2 separate regions of the Homo sapiens genome follow, and region 2 is linked to region 1. Evidence: chromatin loops called from intact Hi-C (ENCODE). Cell type or tissue: B cell. All regions are shown on one strand. Links, peaks and the distances in the headings refer to the core of each region. The heading gives the core; the rest is flanking DNA. Region 1 overlaps NPAT (nuclear protein, coactivator of histone transcription). Region 2 overlaps ATM (ATM serine/threonine kinase).

Region 1 (2,921 bases), core at 275-2,774:
AACCAGAAAAAATGACCAGGCGTGGTGGCTCATGCCTGTAATCCCAGCATTCTGGGAGTCCGAGGTGGGTGGATCACAAGGTCAGGAGTTCAAGACTAGCCTGGCCAACACGGTGAAACCCCATCTCTACTAAACATACAAAAATTAGCTGGGTGTGGTGGCAGACACCTGTAATCCCAGCTACTCAGGGGGCTGAGGCAGGGAATTGCTTGAACTCAGGAGGCGGAAGTTGCAGTGAGGCAAGATCACGCCACCGTACTCTAGTGGGTAACAGCGCAAGACTCTGTCTCAAAAAAAAAAAAAAAAGGAAAAAATATTAGCCAGATGCAGTGGCGCATGCCTGTAGTCCCAGCTACTTGGGAAGCTGAGGTAGGAGAATCACTTCAGCCTGGAAGGCGGAGGCTGCAGTGAGCCAAGATCGTACCATTGCACTCCAGCCTGGGCAACGAGAGTGAAACCCTCTCTCAAAAAAATGGAAAAACATACGTAAATTTGATTTTTCCACTGCTCTAATATGCTAACATTTTTAAGGGCCTATGGAAGAGATTACAAGACGTGGGGGAAAAAAAAAACTGAACATCTAAGAACAAAGTCATTTATTACTTGGTAGTTCTACACAATAGTGTTTAATATTGTTTCCCAATCTTTCATGACTATGTCACGCTCATGAAAAAACTTGAGTTCTACCAAGAAAGAAAGAAAAACTTTTTCTTTTCCCCCGGAAAGATGTTTATAAACAAATGCCTCAGCAGTTTTTCCTGAAAATGCTGTTTCACCTAGACACCTTGTGCGTACTACACTAACACTGCTGGACTGCTTTGTTGCCCTACAAGTCTGAGTTTGAATCCTGCATCTACTGCTTATTGGTCCTGTGATCATGGTTATGTATTTTGTCAATGAAAACTAAAAGCTGTCTTAGCCATAACGTTCAGTCAAGTTGTTGTGGCAAGAACTGCTGAATTCGCTAATCACTAAAGCGGAAAAAAAAGGTGTGGTTTTGAAATTAAAACTTTCAAACTTGCCTTAATTTTCTTCTTTTTCATTGGTATTGATGAATTTGTAAGATTTTTACTAGAAGGACGAGAGTTTCGCTCACGTTCATCTAATTCCTCAATTTTCCGCTTTTTTGTGGTGCTCCTTGAAGATGCTCTAAACTGTTGTGTGTTATCTTTCAGAGGAGTTGCTGAAGTAGTCCTAGAAATGGCTGCCCTGGAGAGAATCATTAATGTGTGGGCAGCCATATTTACACTGTTTTCACTTCCTGTTTCACTGGCAGGGCTGCAGGCAGGCAAGTCTGGGGTGACAGGAGGGACCATTACTTTTGATGTACTACTGTCTTCACTGAAACGCCTACTAGAGGGGGCCTTGATAATATCTATAGGTTCTTCTTTATGTTTTTCCCCTGCCCCTGAGCCAGGTGTCCGGGGCACAGGTAAATCACTACTATCAGCAAGCCTACTTACTGAGCTGTGCCTCTGTATATCCTGTAACATTTCTGTGGTAATCAAAGAACTGGCGGATTTAGTTTGTTCTTGTTTTAGATCCTTCACAGCTGTACCTACTGAAAGTACATTTTTATTGTTTGAAGATGTGCCTTGTTTTTTGGTCATTTCTTGCAGTGAAGCTATAGATTTCTCACTTCGCAAACCCCCATTTTGCTGCCCAATAGATAGTTTTGAATTTTCTGGATTTTTCTGTCTTTCTACATCGCTGCATAATTCATTCTCCTTATTAGCTGTTGCTTTATGGAAAGATTCAAGCACAATTTCTGTTGGTGAAACTTTCTTTTCTGATTGAGTTTCTCTTATGGTGGTATGCCGGCTAATGGCACTTTCCGATTTAGATAAAATCTTAGGCAGAGGAGGCTTCTCTTTCTCTCTTTTGATAGCATTATTAGAAGGGGGTTTTAAGGTGGAGGACACATTGGGTGAGTCAAGATTAGGAAAAGAGACTGCATTCCTTTCTTTGTTTTGGGACACCATCTTATGGTTTGGCCCCTGCGTATTTGCCACAGGAGCAGTAGTGCTGTCGAAACAGAGTACACGTCTGTGGCATGGTTTAGCAGCTGGAACTATACTCTCTTCTGGGAAGGGAACTGTGGTTTCTTCTGATTTTTTCCCAAGATCTGTGGCAATACTTTTGTCAGAAACTTCAGTTCTAAAACAAAACAAAACAAAACTATTTCTAGCAGCATAAAGAAATCCTTTATGTTTTAAATCTGAGCATTCAAACAATCTATGATAGAAACTACTTTATACTCACTTTTGTGCATGACATCCAACTGAATGACCTGACGAATCCACCAAATTATTTACTTGTTTTCCTGAAATTATAAATGAACATTCCTGAGAAAAAGAATATACTCCTCTGAAAGAGGATAGAACAGATGACAATTATCACATATCATGAGAAAAAATTTTAAATGGTAGCTAATGTACACACAAATAGAACACGTTGACAAAGCAGCTTTTAAAAAGCAGCTTTGAAATAAGTACAAGATGGCTATTTCCCCACTGCTACAGAGGAAATCCAGATATGGAATAAATGACATGCATCAACTTCAGGCAAATATTATGTTTGTCTGTTTTTCTGAGACAGAGTCATGCTCTATCACCCAGGCTGGAGCGCAGTGGCATGATCTCGGCTCACTGCAACCTCTGCCTCCTAGGTTCAAGCAATTCTCCTGCCTCAGCCTCCCGAGTAGCTGGGATTACAGGCGCCCCCAACCATGCTCAGCTAATTTTTTGTATTTTTAGTAGAGATGGGGTTTCGCCATGTTGGCCAGGCTAGTTTCAAACTCCTGGCCTCAAGTGATCTGCCCACCTGGGCCTCCCAAAAGGCTGGATTATAGGCGTGAACCACCGCGCCCGGTTCAGGCAAATATTATAAATCCAGTCTTTGGATCTACAAATTACAATGCT
Region 2 (2,921 bases), core at 234-2,733, 130 kb after region 1:
TGGCTTGATTGTAAGCTACTTGAAAATATGCTTTACTTTTTTTTTTTTTTTTTTAATGTGCCCTACTGTGCTGGGCATATAAAATAGTAATAATATCTGAGAAAGTACTTTCACATATGTAATTTCATGCTGTCTAAATAAGTGTTGATTGCCATGTCTTAAAGTACTGCTTTTACAGTACTGGCATAGAGCTTTGATTCTGATCTGAAGTAATACTGAGGCTCATTTATTGAACTGCCTTTTAACTTTATAAGATTTTTTAAGAAAATCATTATAAGATCATTTAAGATTATTTAAGTTACTGAGGGTGAAAGGTATTTAGATAATCTGATTTATATATCTGGACTGTGATATGTCATTTGTGATTTTATTGAAAGTATAGTTTTTCAGTAGAAAAATGGTTTTTGAATTTGGGGGTTATTAAAATCTAAATTTTCATTTTGGAAGTTCACTGGTCTATGAACAAAACTTTTTAAAACGATGACTGTATTTTTTCCCTTAACTCTGTTAGGGATTTGGATCCTGCTCCTAATCCACCTCATTTTCCATCGCATGTGATTAAAGCAACATTTGCCTATATCAGCAATTGTCATAAAACCAAGTTAAAAAGCATTTTAGAAATTCTTTCCAAAAGCCCTGTAAGTATACATGATGAGTTTAATAATAGAACATTCCTTCTTTTTTAGCTAAAAAAACTTTGTAAATACATCTTAAAGAGGAAAAGTAAACAAATGAAAAATTTATCTCATAATTAAAAAGGAAAACATTCATTTACAAGTTTAAATGGTATTTTACTTGTCAGCATTAATTGAAATATGTTACATATGAGAACAGAATCTTGTGACACTTTAGTGATATATTAGCTCAGGGAATATATCTACTTTTTCATAGGAATATACTATTTAATTGTAGTTTACTTTCTGAAAATTAAATAAATTGGCAATAGTTTAAGATAGTAATTTTCTTAATGTAACATTTTGTACTTGATATCAAACCCAAATCTAAATTCTGTTATTTAGTTATTTTAAATATAAAATGTGTAGGTATTCAAATATTTGAAGAAAAAATATAAAGTGTATTTATTGTAGCCGAGTATCTAATTAAACAAGTTTTTACTAAATCTGTTTATTTTCTAGGATTCCTATCAGAAAATTCTTCTTGCCATATGTGAGCAAGCAGCTGAAACAAATAATGTTTATAAGAAGCACAGAATTCTTAAAATATATCACCTGTTTGTTAGTTTATTACTGAAAGATATAAAAAGTGGCTTAGGAGGAGCTTGGGCCTTTGTTCTTCGAGACGTTATTTATACTTTGATTCACTATATCAACCAAAGGTAAATAACATATTTAGACCAATATATAAGCAGTCTTTCTATCCTGTTCTTCCTGTTTTTTTGCTTTGTTTTGTTTTGTTTTGAGACAAAGACTCACTCTGTCCGCCCAGGCTGGGTGCAGTCACGGCTCACTGCATCCTCAACCTCCTGGGTTCAGATTATCCTTCCTCCTCACCCTGCCGGGTAGCTGGGGCTACAGGAGCATACCACCATGCCTGACTAATTTTTTGTGTTTTTTGTAGAGGTGGGGTTTCACCATATTGCCCAGGGTGGTCTCAAACTCCTGGGCTCAAGCGAACTGTCAGCCTCAGCCTCCCAGTGTGCTGGGATTACAGGCATGAGCTACTATGCCCAACCTATCCTGTTCTTTTAATTGAAAGTTTATATGCTTCTAAGAGGTAGATACCAGAATGTTGCTTTCTGAATTTTGCTTTTTAAGATGTCTATTATATTTACTTATTAGTTTTTAAAAATTGCGCTACTTGCCTGGGAAACATAGCAGACCTCGTTTCTACTAAAAATTTTTTAAAAAAGAAAATTAGGGCAAGGTGTGGTAGCTCACACCTATAATCCCAGCACTTTGGGAGGTTGAGGTAGGTAGATTGCTTGAGCCCAGGAGTTAGAGACCAGCCTGGGCAACATGATGTGAAAACCCATCTCTACAAAAATTTTTTAAAAAATAAGCCAGGGATTGTGGCATGCACCTGTAGTCTCACCTACTCCAGAGGCTGAGGTGGGAGGATGGCTTGCGCTCAGGAGGCAGAGGTTACAGGTTACAGTGAGCAAAGATTGTGCCACTACACTCCAGCCTGGGAGACAGAGCGAGACTCTTGTCTCAAAAAAAAAAAAAAAAAAAAAAAAAAAAAGAAAATTATCCAAGTATGATGATATGCGCCTGTAGTTCTAGCTACTTAGGAGGCTGAGGTAGGAGGATGGCTTGAGCTCAAGAGTTTGAGGCTGCCAGTGAGCCTTGATTGCACCACTGCATTCATGCCTGGGCAACAGAGTGAGACTTTCACTCAATTAAAAAAAAAAAAAAAAGCACTACTTCTCCAATTCTAGAAATCTTAAGAAGGATCTTCAACATTTTAATACTAATATTCTAGCTATTGATGGCCTCAAATAAATGTTACTATAGAATTGGGGTTGTTCGGCCGGGTGTAGTGGCTCACGCCTGTAATCCCAGCACTTTGGGAGGCTGAGGCGGGTGGATCACAAGGTCAGGAGATCGAGACCATCCTGGCTAACACAGTGAAACCCCGTGTCTACTAAAAATACAAAAAAATTAGCCAGGTGTGGTGGCAGGTGCCTGTAGTCCCAGCTACTCAGGAGGCTGAGGCAGGAAAATGGCCAGAACCAGGTAGGCAGATCTTGCAGTGAGTCTAATTCGCACCACTGCACTCCAGCCTGGGCGACAGAGCAAGACTCCGTCTCAAGAAAAGAAAGAAAAAACAAAAACAAAACAAGAATTGGGGTTGTTCAATTTAGCATCTCTGATCTTTTCCATTGATTTTAATGAGATTTCTATTTTTTAAGGTCTTTTTTATTGTGGTAAACTATATAACATAAAATTTTTTATTTTCGC

What was found. Peaks named below come from ENCODE experiments on the same cell type or tissue, not always from the same donor. Only the 100,000 strongest peaks of a DNase experiment are listed, where the experiment ranks them.
Region 2: it touches region 1 in a loop (1.9-fold over the local background); 4 of 110 quality-filtered maps call a loop at or near these places.

Annotation. Positions count from the first base shown.
Region 1 is chr11:108,159,858-108,162,778 of GRCh38, forward strand. NPAT (nuclear protein, coactivator of histone transcription) reads right to left here. Exons shown (of 18, transcript NM_002519.3): 16 at 2,263-2,323; 17 at 1,023-2,157. Among named protein-coding and RNA genes, the nearest start is that of ACAT1, 40 kb to the left of the region's middle. In B cell, for the core only: no CTCF peak of the experiment used is centred there; a DNase peak (open chromatin) is centred at 1,284; H3K27ac peaks cover 1,619 bases.
Region 2 is chr11:108,288,466-108,291,386 of GRCh38, forward strand. It overlaps ATM (ATM serine/threonine kinase), which reads left to right. Exons shown (of 63, transcript NM_000051.4): 28 at 512-638; 29 at 1,137-1,336. Among named protein-coding and RNA genes, the nearest start is that of ATM, 67 kb to the left of the region's middle. In B cell, for the core only: no CTCF peak of the experiment used is centred there; a DNase peak (open chromatin) is centred at 1,476; H3K27ac peaks cover 725 bases.